2 separate regions of the Homo sapiens genome follow, and region 1 is linked to region 2. Evidence: read pairs that join two places in POLR2A ChIA-PET (ENCODE). Cell type or tissue: HepG2. All regions are shown on one strand. Each heading gives the region's core, and the rest is flanking DNA. Links, peaks and the distances in the headings are about the cores only.

Region 1 (7,966 bases), core at 1,797-6,796, 590 kb after region 2:
TCTTGTCGCCCAGGCTGGAGTGCAATGGTGCGATCTTGGCTCAATGCAACCTCTGCCTCCTGGATTCAAGCGATTCTCCTGCCTCAGCCTCCCAAGTAGCTAAGATTACAAGCACCTGCCACCACGCCTGGCTAATTTTTGTATTTTTAGTAGAGACAGGGTTTCACCATGTTGGCCAGGCCGGTCTCGAACCCCCGACCTCAGAGAATCCACCCAACTTGGCCTCCCAAAGTGCTGGGATTACAGGCGTGAGCCACCACGCCCAGCCTTTTTTTTTTTTTTTTTTTTTTTTTTTTTTGAGACAGAGTCTCGCTCTGTCGCCCAGGCGACACGATCTCAGCTCACTGCAACCTCCACCTCTTGGGTTCAAGCAATTCTCCTGCCTCAGCCTCCTAAGTAGCTGGGATCACAGATGTGTGCCACCATGCCTGGCTAATTTTTATATTTTTAGTAGAGATGAGGTTTCCCCATGTTGGTCAGGCTGGTCTCGAACTCCTGACCTTGTGATCTGCTCGTCTCGGCCTCCAAAAGTGCTGGGATTACAGGCATGAGCCACTGCACCCGGCCGATAAAATGTTTTAAATATTTTTTGTTGCTCGGTATAGGGGAAAAAAACTTAATAGATTATTAACATACCACTGCCTGGTCATCCAAGTCTTTGTGTCAGGGAGGAAAATGTCTATACAATAATGGTGTAACTCGGAAGTTCAGGTCAAAAAAAAAAAAAAATCAAAAAAAGGTGACAATGACACAAATGAGATATTTAAAAATTAACTTTTCAGAGGCCAGGTGCAGTGGCTCACGCCTGTAATCCCAGCACTTTGGGAGACCAAGTCAGGCAGATCACTTGAGGCCAGGAGTTTGAGATCAGCCTGGGCAACATGGCGAAACCCCGTCTCTATTAAAAATCCAAAAAAATTAGCCAGGAGTGGTGGCGAACACCTGTAATCCCAGCTACTCAGGAGGCTGAGGCACAAGAATTGCTTGAACCCAAGAGGCAGAGGTTGCATGAGCTGAGATCGTACCACTGCACTCCAGCCTGAGTGACAGAGCAAGACTGTGTCTCAAAAAAATAATTAAAAGATAAAATTAATAAAGAAGTATAGTTTTTTAATATCCCATTCTCTCCAAAACTAAAGTCACGTCTTAGAAAGTCCCTTCACACTCCATGGCTTCGCCTCACTATCCCCACCCCCAGGCAATTTTGTAGGGGACAACTATGGCACTGTGCTGGGAGAAAGTGAAAAAGCAGCCTTGGACACTATAGCACTTAATCAAGAAGAAAACTACAAATTATTATCAGGCAATATTTGCTTAAAAAATAAAATAGGCCGGGCGCGGTGGCTCACGCCTGTAATCTCAGCACTTTGGGAGGCCGAGGTGGGCGGATCATGAGGTCAGGAGATCGAGACCATCCTGGCTAACACGGTGAAACCCTGTCTCTACCAAAAATACAAAAAATTAGCCGGGCTTGGTGGCACGCACCTGTAGTCCCAACTACTCGGGAGGCTGGGGCAGGAGAACAGCTTGAACCCAGGAGGCAGAGGTTGCAGTGAGCCGAGATGACGCCACTGCACTCCAGCCTGGGCGACAGAGGAGACTCCATCTCAAAAAATAATAATAAATATAGAAAACTACAAATTAGTTACATAAATACATATTGTCATAATATCGTCATAACTACTTTTTTTAAAACCTTGGTAAATTACAGCTAGAGACAAGAAAGATAAATAATTTATACATTATGACTATTCTGTAGATCAAATAATGATTACCACTACTTTGAAAACGTTCATATTAGCTGCATACATTTCCATAAAGACTTCAACCGGCCGAGTGTGGTGCCTCACACCTGTAATCCCAGCACTTTGGAGGCTGAGGTGGGCGATCACCTGAGGTCAGGAGTCCGAGACCAGCCTGGCCAATAGGGTGAAACCCCATATCTACTAAAAATACAAAAATTAGCCAGGTGTGGTGGCACGCACCTGTAGTCCCAGCTACTCAGGAAGCTGAGGCAGGAGAATCATTTGAACCAGGGAGGTGGAGGTTGCAGTGAGCTGAGATTGTGCCACTGCACTCCAGCCTGGGAAATAAAGGGAGACTCCGTCTCAAAAAAAGAAAAAAAAAAAGACTTCAACCTCCCTCCTCTAAAACATATTTAACATAAAAAAATTTTTTTAAATCAGATCTACATTGAGACTTTATATATATCAAGGCAAAATGGCCAACATAACAAGAGGATCTATTTATTTTGACCTATGTCATAGAGTATAACCAATTAATGAATTAAAGCAAACAGTGGGTTTATTTCTTTTACTAAATATGATCAAATATATAATCTTAACAATGACAAAGCCTCTTGGTATTCAATTCTACTTACCCCAAAGGTTTTGGCTTGTGCGTATCTAAGGAGTGCAACTGACATCTCTTATTCTTCTTACTTTTTGGAATAGCATCTATCATGTCATTTAGTTTGGACCTAATTAAAAATAAAACATATTAAGGGTTTAATTCATTTTACTTTCAAATTTTAAAATCTCTATTTACTGTCTTTTAGAGAGAAGTCTCAAAACAAAACACAAAAAAACCACTTTTCTCTATCCCCACTGTATCTAGCAGTGTGCCTGGCACTCACGTTATTTCAACACTGACTGCTACCTGACTCTCAGCCATCTTCCCTTGCCCAGCCATTATGTAAATACACCAGTTGCAGAAGCACACACCTGTAGTCCCGGCTATTTGGGAGGCCGAGGTGAAAGGATCACTTAAGCCCAAGGGTTTGAGACCAGCCAGGGCAACATAGTGAGATCCCATGTCTTTAAAAAATATATAAAAACCTCACAAAACATTATGTAAACACAATACATCCTTGAAGAGGAGTCATCAACAGAACTTTTATGCAAATATGGAATACACACTACTACTATCCGCACCTTCCATCCAACCAATGAGCAAAGTTTGCCAATTCTACCTTTTAAATATTATCTAGAATCAGGCCTGGTGCAGTAGCTCATGCCTATAATCCCAGCACTTTGGAAGGCTGAGGTAAGAGGATCACTTGAGGCCAGGAGTTCAAAGCCAGCCTGGGTAACATAGCAAAATTTTCATCTCTACAGAAAATTTTAAAATGAGGCCAGGCATGGTGGCTCACACCTGTAATCCCAGCACTTTGGGAGACTGAGGCCAGGAGTTAAGAGACCAGCCTGGCCAACATGGAGAAACTCTATTTCTGCTAAAAAAAATACAAAAATTAGACAGGTGTGGTGGTGCACGCCTGTAATCCCAGCTTCTCAGGAGGCTGAGGCACGAGAATCACTTGAATCTGGGAGGCGGAGGTAGCAATGAGCCAAGATTGCACCACTGCACTCCAGCTTGAGACAGAGTGAGACTTTGTCTCAAAAAAATTAATAAATAAGATAGAATAAAAGCTAAATAAAAATTAACCAATCTAGAATCAGATCACTTCTTATCACCTCTACCATTATCATCCCTGTCCAACCCACCAATCTCTAGCTTAGTCAACTGCAATAGCTGGCCTCCTAAATGGTCTCCTTGCTGCACCTTCTGCCCTTTACATTCCAGGCCTCACTCAGCAGCTACAGTGATCCTTTTAAAATATGAATCAGATTACATTATTCCTCTGTTCAAAAACACTCCAAGGCTTATTTTCTCAAGCCCAGGCACAGTAAATATCAAAAGTCCCTACCACCATCTCTAAATAGGAAAGCCTCGGGTTTACTTTTCAGACCTCTTCTTCTTTTCCTATTTATATTCACTAAATGAGACAAATTTACATCTCTAACCCAGACCTCTCTGAATTCTATTTGGATGTCTAATCGCTATCTCAAACTTAGCACACCCAAAGATGAGCTCTGTTACATTTCTCCTCAGTCTCGTCCCTCTCGGTAAATGGTAACCATTTGCCCATTCTTTTTTTTTTTTTTTTTTTTTTTTTGAGACAGAGTCTCGCTCTGTTGCCCACGCTGGACTGCAGTGGCGCAATCTTGCCTCACTGCAACCTCCGCCTCCCGGGTTCAAGCGATTCCCGTCTCAGCCTCCTGAGTAGCTGGGATTACAGGTGCCTGCCACCACGCCCGGCTAATTTTTTATTTTTAGTAGAAATGGGGTTTCACCATGTTGGCCAAGCTGGTTTCAGACTCCTGACCTCTGGTGATCCACCCTCACCGACCTCCCAAAGTGCTGGGATTATAGGTGTGAGCAACCACGCAAGGCCTGTTGTCCATTCTTTACATCACAAATCTGAGAATCATCTTTGATGGCCTCCCTCACAACCAATCTATCCAAAAAATCCCACTGGCTCATTCCTCAAAATATATCCAGGATCCTTTATAACCATTTTTCACTACCTCCAAAGCCGTCATTCATTCTCAATACAGAGGTCAAAGTAAGCCAGATTTCATCAGACTATGCCACTCTTCTGCTCAAAACCTTCCCAAAGCTTGTCACCTCACTCAGAGTAAAAAAAAAAAGACCTCAGCCAGGCACGGTGGCTCACGCCTGTAATCCGAGCACTTTGGGAGTCCAAGGCGGGCAGATCGCCTGAGGTCAGGAGTTCAAGACCAACATGGCCAACATAGCGAAACCCTGTCTCTACTAAAAAATAAAAAAAAAGTCAAGCGTGGTAGTGGGCACCTGTAATCCCAGCTACTTGGGAGGCTGAGGCAGGAGAATCGCTTGAACCCGGGAGGCAGTGGTTGCAGTGAGCTGAGATCGAGCCATTGCACTCCAGCCTGGGCAACAATAGTGAAACTCTGTCTGAAAAAATAAAAATATGACTGGACCTTTTATTACCTTTTTTTTTTTTTTTTTTTTTTTTGAGATGGAGCTTTACTCTTGTTGCCCAGGCTGGAGTGCAATGTGCGATCTCAGCTCACTGCAACTGCCGCCTCCCGGGTTCAAGAGATTCTCCTGCCTCAGCCTCTCGAGTAGCTGGGATTACAGGGACCCGCCACCACTCCTGGCTAATTTTTTGTATTTTTAGTAGAGACTCGGTTTCAGCGTGTTGCCCAGGCTAGTCTTGAACTCCTGAGCTCAGGCAATCCAACTGCCTCGGCCTCCCAAAGTGTTGGGATTATAGGCGTGAGCCACCGCGCCCAGTCGCTCTTCTTTTTTTCTTTTTGAAACGGAGTCTCGCTCTGTCGCCCTGGCTGGACTGCAGTGGCGTGATCTCGGCTCACTGCAACCTCTGCCTCCTGGGTTCAAGTGATTCTCCTGCCTCAGCCTCCTGAATAGCTGTGATGACAGCCATGCGCCACCATGCTCAGCTAATTTTTGTATTTTTAGTAGAGATGGGGTTTCACCACGTTGGTCAGGATGGTCTCGACCTCCAGACCTCATGATCTGCCTGCCTTGGCCTCCCAAAGTGCTGGGATTACAGGCGTGAGCCACCGCGCCCGGCCTTATTACTCTGCTGACCCCATCTTTTATTACTGTTCCCTTCATTCATCTGGCTCCAGCCACAAGGGCTTCCTTACTATTCCTCAAACATGCCAATAAAACCCCAACCTCAGAACCTTTACACTAGCTGTCCCTTCTCTGCCTTCCCCCCAGTTTTCTACAAGATTTGCTTGCTCACTTCATTCAAATCTATATTCAATGTCATTTTATCAGGGAGGCCTTCCCTGACCATCCTCCACAATAATTCTACCCCCACTCCATTCTCTACCTCCCTTACTGATTTTTCTAACTTATCATCCCTGACAAATTGAATATTTGCTTTCTGTCTGCCTCTCCCCACGTGGAGAGTTGAAACTTTACATCCACTGGTACATACAACTTACTCAATAAAATTATTAAATCAGACTCAATCTTTCCATCAAGAAAATAAGCTGCCACTGTCACCAAGCTGTTTTAAATTTTAACAAACCCATTTTCTCCTAATTGATTATACTTACCCATGTACATAAAATAATGTATAAAGCTTCTTTGCATCAGTCATGCAGCTTCTAGTTACAGACAGGACTCCCTTGGGCCCTACTGTTAGGGGTTCAAGAGCAGGATTTCCAGACTCTACAAGCTGGGAAAAGAGACGCTCCACACTGCGACGACAACCAACACATGGGACAAGCTGAGAAAGTGCACTCAGGACTTCGCGTGATGTCACCACCATGGCAATACTTAGATCCTGTTGCTTAAGCATACCATGTCGCTGAAAGAGGGAAAGAAAATGAAAGAGTGTCCTTTAAAAAGACGTAAAATTACACTTTCACTACTACTGGTTCCTATCCTTGTGCAGTAAAGTACAACCTGGCCAGGGTTTACCAGCTCTACCTGCAACTGAGTCAGAAAGGCAAAGTAGTCAGCTTTGTCCATGCTGTACGGAATTTCCTCCACAAACCCCCTTGCTCTAGAATCTAGGGTATATAAACAACTCTGCTTAGGATGCCAAAAAGCAGTACTGCATCTGGAAATGTAGGGCTGGTTCAGTGAGTATTAGGCCAGTCCTCTCACAAAAAAAAAAAAAAAAAAAAAAAAAAAAAGCACAATACAGCTGTACCTTTTTTTTAAGTTTGTTTGTTTTTGTTTTTTGAGACGGCATCTTGCTCTCTCGCCAGGCTGGAGTGCAGTAGCACAATCTCAGCTCACTGCAACCTCTGCCTCCTGGGTTCAAGCAATTCTCCTGCCTCAGCCTCCCGAGTAGCTGGGACTACAGGTGTGCACCACCACGCCCGGCTAATTTTAGTATTTTTAGTAGAGATGGGGTTTCACCATGTTGGCAAGGATGGTCTTGATCTTTTGACCTTGTGATCCACCCGCCTCAGCCTCCCAAAGTGCTCGGATTACAGGCGTGAGCCACCACGCCTGGCCTGTTTTTTTTGTTTTGTTTTGTTTTGACAACTTTTAACAACACACTTACTATCACTATGTTTAGCTACAGGAGTCAAGTTAGGATGGTAATCATATGGAGCAGCAATTCCCAATCCAGAGGCATGAACAGGTATATTACGAATTAATGGGAGAAAACATGGCCTATCTTCCTTATGTAGGGAAGTAACTAGCATGCTGCTGCTTATGAATTGTATCTGCTGGTTATGACAAGGTAGAAAAATAACTGAGAGCTACTGTTGCAGAGAAATGAGCAAACTCTAGTAAGTAACTTCTACCTGATGGAGTTATAGTTAACTGCAGTTAACACTTTCAGATTTGCCAAAAACGGATAGGAAAGTAGGACAATTCCCAAGAAGCATTTTCTCACATTTACCATTACCCTTCCATTCAAAGTTTTCCTAAAAGTAGAAATAAGAGTTCTGAAGTAAACTAACAAGTCATCTTCCAATATCTTAATTACAGTCAGCCCTCCATATCCATGGGTTCTACATCTGTGAATTTAACCAACCAAGGATCGAAAATATTTGACAGGAAATACTAAACATGTACAGACTTTTCTTCCTTGTCATTATTCCCTAAAGATGCAGTATAACTACTATTTACACAGCATTTACATTGTATTAGGTACTATAAGTAATCTAAATATGCTTTAAAGTATATGGGAGGATGTGCAGAGGTTACATGCAAATATACATCTTATTTTTTCTGAGACAAGGTCTCACTCTATTGCCCAGGCTGGAGTGCAGTGATGCGATCTCAGCTGACTACAACCTCTGCCTCCTGGGCTCAAGAGATCCTGTCACCTGAACCTACGGAGGAGCTGGGACCCCAGGCACATGCTGCCATGTCTGCCCAACTTTTTTGCATTTTCTGTAGAAACAGGGTTTTGCCATGTTGCCCAGGCTGGTCTCCAACTACTGAACTCAAGCGATCCACCTGCCCTGGCCTCCCAAAGTGCTGGGATTACAGGCATGAGCCACCATGCCTAGCCCTTACTATATCATTTTGTATAAGCATTGTGGATTTTGGTTTGCCTAGGGATCCTTGAACTATCCCCCACGGATACTGAGGGACCACTATACATTGCATTTAAGTGTATTTATAAAGCACTATATTT
Region 2 (7,966 bases), core at 1,753-6,752:
GAGGTTCTGGAATGATTGCTGGAGAATCCTCATTGGCCTATAATGAGATCATTACCATCAGCCTGGTAAATCTTTCCAGAATGTGAAATTTTTGAAGAACTGGCTGTGTGGCTAGGTTTATTTTTTTCTCTTATCACTGCTATTCAGTCCCAAATGAGAGCATTTCTTGAAGATTGTATGTCTATAATTATATTTTAATCACACATGATAATAGGAAGATAGGATAATATAAATAACTGAATTTTTCAAACAAACCCAGCACTTTGTTTTAGCTTTTAGTGTAACTTCTTTTTATTTTCTTTCTTTTTTTTTTTTGAGATGGAGTCTCGCCCTGTCACCAGGCTGGAGTGCAGTGGCACGATCTCAGCTCACTGCAACCTCCGCCTCCCGTGTTCAAGCAATTTTCCTGCCTCAGCCTCCTGAGTAGCTGGGACTACAGGCGAGTGCCACCATGCCCAGCTAATTTTCATATTTTTAATAGAGCCGGGGTTTCACCATGTTGGCCAGGATGGTCTCAATCTCTTGACCTCGTGATCCACCCGCCTCAGCCTCCAAAAGTGCTGGGATTACCGGCATGAGCTACCACACCTGGCCCCTCTTTCCTTTTTTTTAAGAGACAGAGTCTTACTCTATCACCCAGGCTAGAGTACAGTGGTGCAATCATAGCTCACTGCAGCCTTTACCCCCTGGGCTCAAGTGATCCTCCTACCTCAGCTTCCAGGTAGCTAGGACTACAGGCATGTGCCACCACCTCCAACTAATTTTTAACTTTTTTGTAGTGATGGGGGTCTCACTATGTTGCCCAAGTAGGTCTTTTTTTTTTTGAGACAGAGTCTCACTCTGTTGCCCAGGATGGAATGCAGTGGCGTGATCTCAGCTCACTGCAACCTCTGCCTCCTGGGTTCAAGTGGTTTTCCTGCCTTGGCCTCCCGAGTAGCTGGGATTACAGGCACGTGCCATGACGCCCGGATAATTTTTGTATTTTTGCTAGAGACAGGGTTTCACCATGTTGGCCAGGCTGGTCTCAAACTCCTGACCTCAAGTAATTCACCAGCCTCAACCTTCCAAAGTGCCGGGATTACAGGTGTGAGCTGCCTCGCCCGGCCCCAAGGTAGTCTTGAACTCCTGGGCTCAAGTGATCCGCCCACCTCAGACTCCCAAAGTGCTAGGATGATAGGCATGAGCCATTGCACCCAGCCTGAATTTTGCATCATTGTATTTTCTTTTCTTTGACCATGAAATTTGTGTGTGTGTGTTGTTGTCAATCAAATAGACTTCATAAAAAGCAATGTTTATTTCTGTTAATTTGGATTTTACTTATCTATGCCTTAGTTCTTATAGCTTCAGAGAGGACATAAATATGTGACATGTAGAATTTATTCTTTTCTAAGGTGACGTGCCGGGCCATTGGGATTGGGGCTTACCTTGTCCGGCTGGGACAGAGAACCATCCAGGTTGAGAATTCTCACTTAATTCTAACAGGAGCTGGAGCCCTCAACAAAGTAAGTTTCTAGGGTTTTGAAGAAGTATGCATAGCTGATTGAAGATTATTGTGTGAATTCTTAATTCAAGATCCTGATTGGAAGGAAGCAGTTCAATCCGTGCCTTCCTCAGTCTATCTCTTCCCCTCTCCCTCCATCTTTTCTGCCCATTGACTTGCTTGCCTTTTTATTCATTCATTCATTCATTCATTTCATTTATCAACTATTTTGAGTACTTACTGTTTTCTAGGCACTGTTCCAAGCCCTGTGTATATGTTAGTGAACAAACCATATAAAACCGCTGCTCTAAAGTGCTTATGTTTTAGTGTCGTTGTAGAAAGACAGAATTAATTGAACGCTTCTGTTCTGTCCCACTTCTCTCTTTTTCTTAATCTATTAGTAAAAGATGTGAGGAGATCTATACACAGACATTGAGCTGTCTCTGATTCCAGCTGTGCTGGTTCCCATTTCAGGCCTACATCATGAATTAGGTACCGGCCTAGGTGTTGAGACTATCAAGTTTTAATGATTTTGTGAAATCTGTAAATACACCTCTCGAAAAGGGCACCGATGGTGGTCTCTTGTATATAGAAGAAATATTTGGCAAATATTGAGTGGGAAGATGGGTGGATGGATGCATGGATGGGTTACTGGGAAAGAGTATGCATAAAGATTTATCTTCCCTTCCAAAGAAAGATTTGTGCCTTTTTAGTCCAACTTCACAAGGGTTTTTCCAAAGGGGAAAAAAATGGATGGCAAGGTCACTGCTCGAAAGAGTGAAAACTATCCAAGAATACCTGAATGTATAAAGGACAGTGCAGTTCTGACATCTTTGCAAGCATAGGAAAATTATTTTCTCTTCAGGGCCAGAAAAGTATAATGGAATATTCTGAGGCTGACTGCCCTTGTGCAACTTATATAACCTCTCAGCTCCTCAGCTTTCTTATCTGTCAAAGGGGGATAATAATTTAAACCTTTAAATAATGTGGAGCTCAAATGAGAAAACATAAGTAAAAGTACCTAGTTCTACTGGGCATGCCTAGATTCCCAGCTACTCAGGAGGCCGAAACAGGAGGATAGCTTGAACCCAGAAGTTTGAATCCAGCCTGACAACATAGTAAGACCCCATCTCTTAAAAAAAAAAAGAGTACCTAGTTCTTGGCAAAAAGTGTTGGCCCACATTCAAATTTCAGTTTCCCGTTCCTCTCTCTAACATGATTTGGTGATTGAGCTTATGGAGTTAATACACATACTAAATTGTATCAGATATTATGTTTACTCCACTTGCAGGAACTTTTTATCAAGTCTTGACTTTCAAGTTTAAGGGTAAGAATTAAGTGTTCTGTCATTCCCATTTAGGAAAAAGTTGATAATTCCATTGGTTTAATTAGATTTTGTGGATGTCAGAAATTAGAGGAATCATTTGATGCGATCAGCTTGCTCTGTGCATTCATATGAACTCTGTATCCTCCTCTGGGCTTGCTTTTCTCATCAAGGAAAGGCACAGCAGTGCTAACAGTGGCGAACTTGGCTGTCTTCCTCCCTTTTTGGAGAGTAGCCTGGAAATAAAGGTTGTGAACCACTACTACTGAAGATTATTATTGCAGTGGGAGAAACTGCTGAGAGTCTTAAGGTTGTTGTTTTTTTTTTTTTTAAGTTGCTCTTTTGGATACCTTCTTAGGATGAGATATTGATGAATGCCAAAGATAATTTTAGGTACCATTATCTATGAGAACAGAATTTTTGAAAGATTTTAAAAATTCTGTTCTCATAGATAATGGTACTTTAAAAACCTATATTTCCATGATGTTCCCATACCCAGTCAGAGAGCTAATTTCTGAAATATATCTTCTTATATTGAGTTTCTTTCTCCCCCCTGCCCCGATACTATATTATATACAAAGAATATTACAAAAAGCAGATGTTGGGTTTTTGGTTTTGTTTTGCTTGAAAACTTGCTAGTTGAATTTCATTTGTGCCATGAAGAAACATTAGAGATTGATTTCTTAAAATCTGATTGAATTGTTCTAATCAAATTCATTATATTCACTGTCATAGCTTACAGGGCTGCTTGTTAAAACAAAAGCTTAGTTACAGGGTGAAAGATAAATAAAGCTATAGCTTTAACTTACCAAACAATGCTCACTTCCAAAAGGGCATATTTGTTTTTAGCTGAAGGGAGTGATCAGATACAGAGGTTACCTAATGTTGCTCTGCCTGCTTCACTATCTTCATGTCAGCTCCTCTTAAGTATAGAGCTGTGCTGCTGAAGACACCCGATTTTATGCAAATTCGTTCAGAATATCCTATTAGCCCCTTTGCCTATAAGGTATGAAAAAAGGAAACTACCATGCTCAGATGGCTTCCTCTGACTCACTCCTTCTGTGTGTTGTCTTTGTGTGTGCTGGTGTTTTTCTTCATCTCTGTTTGCCTTTCTTTCTGTAGGTATCTCTCTGTATTGTGTACTTTGGGTGTGTGCAAGTCACCCTGAGTGCATGTCTCTTTCTGTGTGGGTGCTGATCTTTCTGTCTCTTTGTGTCTGTGTCTTGCGTATAGATCCCCCTCTTTCTCTGTCTGTGTGCCGCCCTGTGTGTTCATGTGTGAGAAAGTCTTTGTGTTTTTGAAACATTATAGAGCCTCCTTTCTTAAGCCTTGGCCATTTTGCTCATAGTATGTACCTGTGTAAGGTGGAAATGTAGGAGACATGCAAGCTTATATACAGTCTTAGACTGTAAATATTTGACCCCCACATTTTTGAGTCTTCATCCTTTATGTTAAACATTGGGGTGAAGAATAAGGAGTGGGGGTGTTCAGAGGTTGTAGGGGAAAAAAATCTTGTGTGTGCAAGTGCCGATCCTGTTGACCCCTTTGAAAATTGAAATAATGATAATGCACGTCTCCTGACTGCATCAAAGTATCAGCACATCAAAAGCCAGGAGGCATGAAATGCAAATGATAAAGTGAAAGCAGATGGATTGTGCATGATCGCCTGATGCCCAATGAATTTTAAAAGGTGCTGGTTTGCAGGAAGGGGGGTTGGGGGGTTTTGGGGGGGACTGAAATAAACACGTTATCCCTGCAATTTTTTTTTGTTCTTGATGCTCACTCCTGACAATATTTTTTCACACTTGAGTGAACACCCTCTCTCTCTCTCTCCCCCCTCCTTCTTCTCTCCCTTTCTCTCTCCTCTCCAAATCCCCTCCTCTGCCCCCCCCTTCCCCCCCACCTCTTACACATCTCAGGTCATGTCGCTGCAGCTCCGGTGGAAATAATAAGATATAAACCACGAGGTTGTTATTTGCATAGAAATAGCATGGAGCCCCAGGCAGCAAGGGAGAAGGACACAGGGATGATTTGTCTAAAATTTTAATGAAAACTTTTGCTGAGGCAGAGATTTTTAAAAACTTTCTTTCTCCCTGCTTTTCCCCTTCCTTCCCCTACCCCCCAAACCCCATCATTGATTTTACTTAACATGGTTCAGTTTGAAGAGAAAAGGTTGACACTCCACATATCATACTCCCATAATGCAGCAACCTGTAAATTGTTTCTTCCTTTAATAGATATGAAGCTGAAGAGACATGCATTTTCAACTTAATACATTGCATGTGTGCGCCTGGCTTTTATGGCTATACTCCATCTTGGCATACACATGATGTTGCCTGTCATTAGCCTGTTTTTAATTAGTTTACACCTTCCTATCTTTTGCTTCCAAAGACTCTTACTTTTTAAAGGATTTCTTTTTATAGCCAACAGTAGTAACCTTCATATAAAATAAATATTTTCTGGTGTTTTCCTGTTTTTTTACTTTTGGTGGTTTTTCTGTATACTTACATGTTTTATTCATGGACGCCATCCTTTGCCACTGTGTCTTTTATTCCAAAACCAGGAAGTGCTTCCCACCTTCGTATTTTTATCCTTTTCCCCCTGTGAACTCACCATTTGTGTATCTTCTTTCCATGTCTGTCTTGCTTTGTTGCCTGCAGTTATTTGTAAAATATTCAAAATATTACCCAAATTGAGATGAGTTGTAGTATCTGGATTTTATTGAGTGTTACTAAGCACATTTGACATTAGAACTAAAGGCAGTAGGCTGGTGATTAGAAGCAGCCCAAGTGGGTTTGCTTGAAATTCAGTCAAGAATATCTGTCTGGTTCCTTGCTATCTTCTGGAATGGGCTAATGGTATCAGGGCTATATTTCGTAGACAGGAAGGCAAAAACAGAAGGGAAAGTGACTTAGTTTCATTGAGAGAGACTAGATCAGGGTCAGAACATGAACTTTCATGTCCCTAAGTTTCACTGAAGAAAGCTCAGGCCTCTTTGCTTAGTGGTCTGTAAAGCCTAAGAGAAGGTGGTCCGGTCGTTTTCCTGTTTGTCCAAATGTCGTGAGAATGATGACATTAATAAGAGAAGTTTCTAGGGGCTTGCTATTTCATGTCACTCAAGGTAGTAGATCCTAACTCTAGGAACTGTAGGCTGTGGGTGACAGATTCCTTAAAATGCCTCACTGCGTGGCAGACCTGATGTGTGTGGCAAATTACCCTGCTTGAAGGGAGTCATGCTGGCCTGGCAAAGGCAGTAACCTGTGTACTTGGGGAACTGTTAAGATGCACCCTTAAGGAGCTGAGATGATTGCAGAGTCATAAACTCTTAAGTCTATTTGCCACTGGACATTTGCAGAGATGATCATATTTACTTCCCTCCTCCCACCACTCTTCCTCTCAGTTTCCTTTTTACTTTATTTTTTTCTCCCTTTCCTGGTAAAAGTATTAGTATGTTTAACATAGTGTTAGGTGGCAGATAGGCTGGGAAGAGCTAGTATTGTAAAGGAACACTGATGTGTACTGGAGCCTACTAGCTCTCAATCCATTGCCCCAGACTTGGGGAGAGAGAGCACATTCTCTATCCAGAGAAATAAGAATATGCAGTTTATGGTTGTCCTGTGGACATTAACTGACTGTGAAGGTAAGGTATATGCCAAAGGCAGTGATATGCAGGTGATAGATTCACCAGGAGATGATATGTGACTTTTCTTGTATTTTAAAGCTCTGCTTCTTTTTTAGAAAAAAAAAAATCCTATACTCTCATCCCCCTTAGCGAGATCAGGCCCCTATTTCCACTGAATCTGCCAGGAAAAAAGAAGTTATGTGATGGGTATGACTAGGGCCATTAGTTTGGTAGGGGGCTAATTCTGCTAATCTTGCTTTTGAGACTTGGTGCAAGTAAGTTACATTTCTCTCTGGTTCTCATATATGTATTTTTCTGCAGCTATGCAGTATGAAATGTGAAGTTGTCATAGCTGACTCTGTTAGGCACAGTACCAGAGTTCCTCTCAGGAGTGGGAATTGTCTGTTACACCAGGGACCTGCACTGTGTAGTCTCCATGCTCACCCACCCATGACTCTGTGAAACACAGCATGAAAGTCATGGAGGCTCAAGAAGGGAAGGAGAGATTACTTAGCTCTCACTGTGGGGCGGGCAGCATTGTAACTTTCACATAACTTAAAGAGGTTACGATAGAGACAGCGCCGGGGCAAGCGAGAGCCAGACAGGCACTGGGTGACTCTGTGCCTCGCTGTGGAAAAACAACTAAACATGGGCAAAGGAGATCCTAAGAAGCCTAGAGGCAAGATGTTGTCATACGCATTTTTTGTGCAAACTTGTTGGGAGGAGCATAAGAAGCATCCAGATGCTTCAGTCAACTTCTCAGTTTTCTAAGAAGTGCTCAGAGAGGTGGAAGACCATGTCTGCTAAACAGAAGGGAAAATTTGAAGATATGGCAAAGACAGACAAGACCCATTATGAAAGAGAAATGAAAACCTACGTCCCTCCTGAAGGGGAGACAAAAAAGAAGTTCAGGGATCCCAATGCACCCAAGAGGCTTCCTTCAGCGTTCTTCCTGTTGTATTCTGAGTATCGCCCAAAAATCAAAGGAGAACATCCTGGCTTGTCCATTGGTGATGTTGCAAAGAAACTGGGAGAGATGTGGAATAACACTGCTGCAGATGACAAGCAGCCTTATGAAAAGAAGGCTGCGAAGCTGAAGGAAAAATACGAAAAGGATACTGCTGCATATTGAGCTAAAGGAAAGCCTGATGCAGCAAAAAAGGGAGTTGCCAAGGCCGAAAAAGCAAGAAAAACAAGGAAGATGAGGAAGATGAAGAGGATGAGGAGGAGGAAGATGAAGAAGATGATGATGATGAATAAGTTGGTTCTAGCACAGATTTTTTTCTTGTCTATAAAGCATTTAACCCCCCTGTATACAACTCACTCCTTTTAAAGAAAAAAATTGAAATGTAAGGCTGTGTAAGAATTTTTTTAAACTGTATGGTGTCTTCTTTTGTATAGTTAACACACTACCAAAAGTGTCTTTAGATAGCCCTGTCCTGGTGGTATTTTCATAGCCACTAACCTTGCCTGGTACAGGATGGGGGTTGTAAATTGGCATAAAAATTTTAAGCAGGTTCTTATTGGTGCACAGCACATG

The links. Peaks named below come from ENCODE experiments on the same cell type or tissue, not always from the same donor. Only the 100,000 strongest peaks of a DNase experiment are listed, where the experiment ranks them.
Region 1: POLR2A ChIA-PET joins it to region 2 with 6 read pairs; 3 of 35 experiments call an interaction of 5 or more read pairs at or near these places.

What each region holds. Positions count from the first base shown.
Region 1 is chr17:36,555,286-36,563,251 of GRCh38, reverse strand. GGNBP2 (gametogenetin binding protein 2) reads right to left here. Exons shown (of 14, transcript NM_024835.5): 4 at 5,916-6,169; 5 at 2,381-2,479. Among named protein-coding and RNA genes, the nearest start is that of GGNBP2, 14 kb to the right of the region's middle. In HepG2, for the core only: no CTCF peak of the experiment used is centred there; no DNase peak of the experiment used is centred there.
Region 2 is chr17:37,143,400-37,151,365 of GRCh38, reverse strand. ACACA (acetyl-CoA carboxylase alpha) reads left to right here. Exons shown (of 56, transcript NM_198834.3): 44 at 1-65; 45 at 1,392-1,502. It also overlaps the pseudogene HMGB1P24. Among named protein-coding and RNA genes, the nearest start is that of SNORA90, 97 kb to the left of the region's middle. In HepG2, for the core only: no CTCF peak of the experiment used is centred there; a DNase peak (open chromatin) is centred at 3,905; H3K4me3 peaks cover 1,126 bases.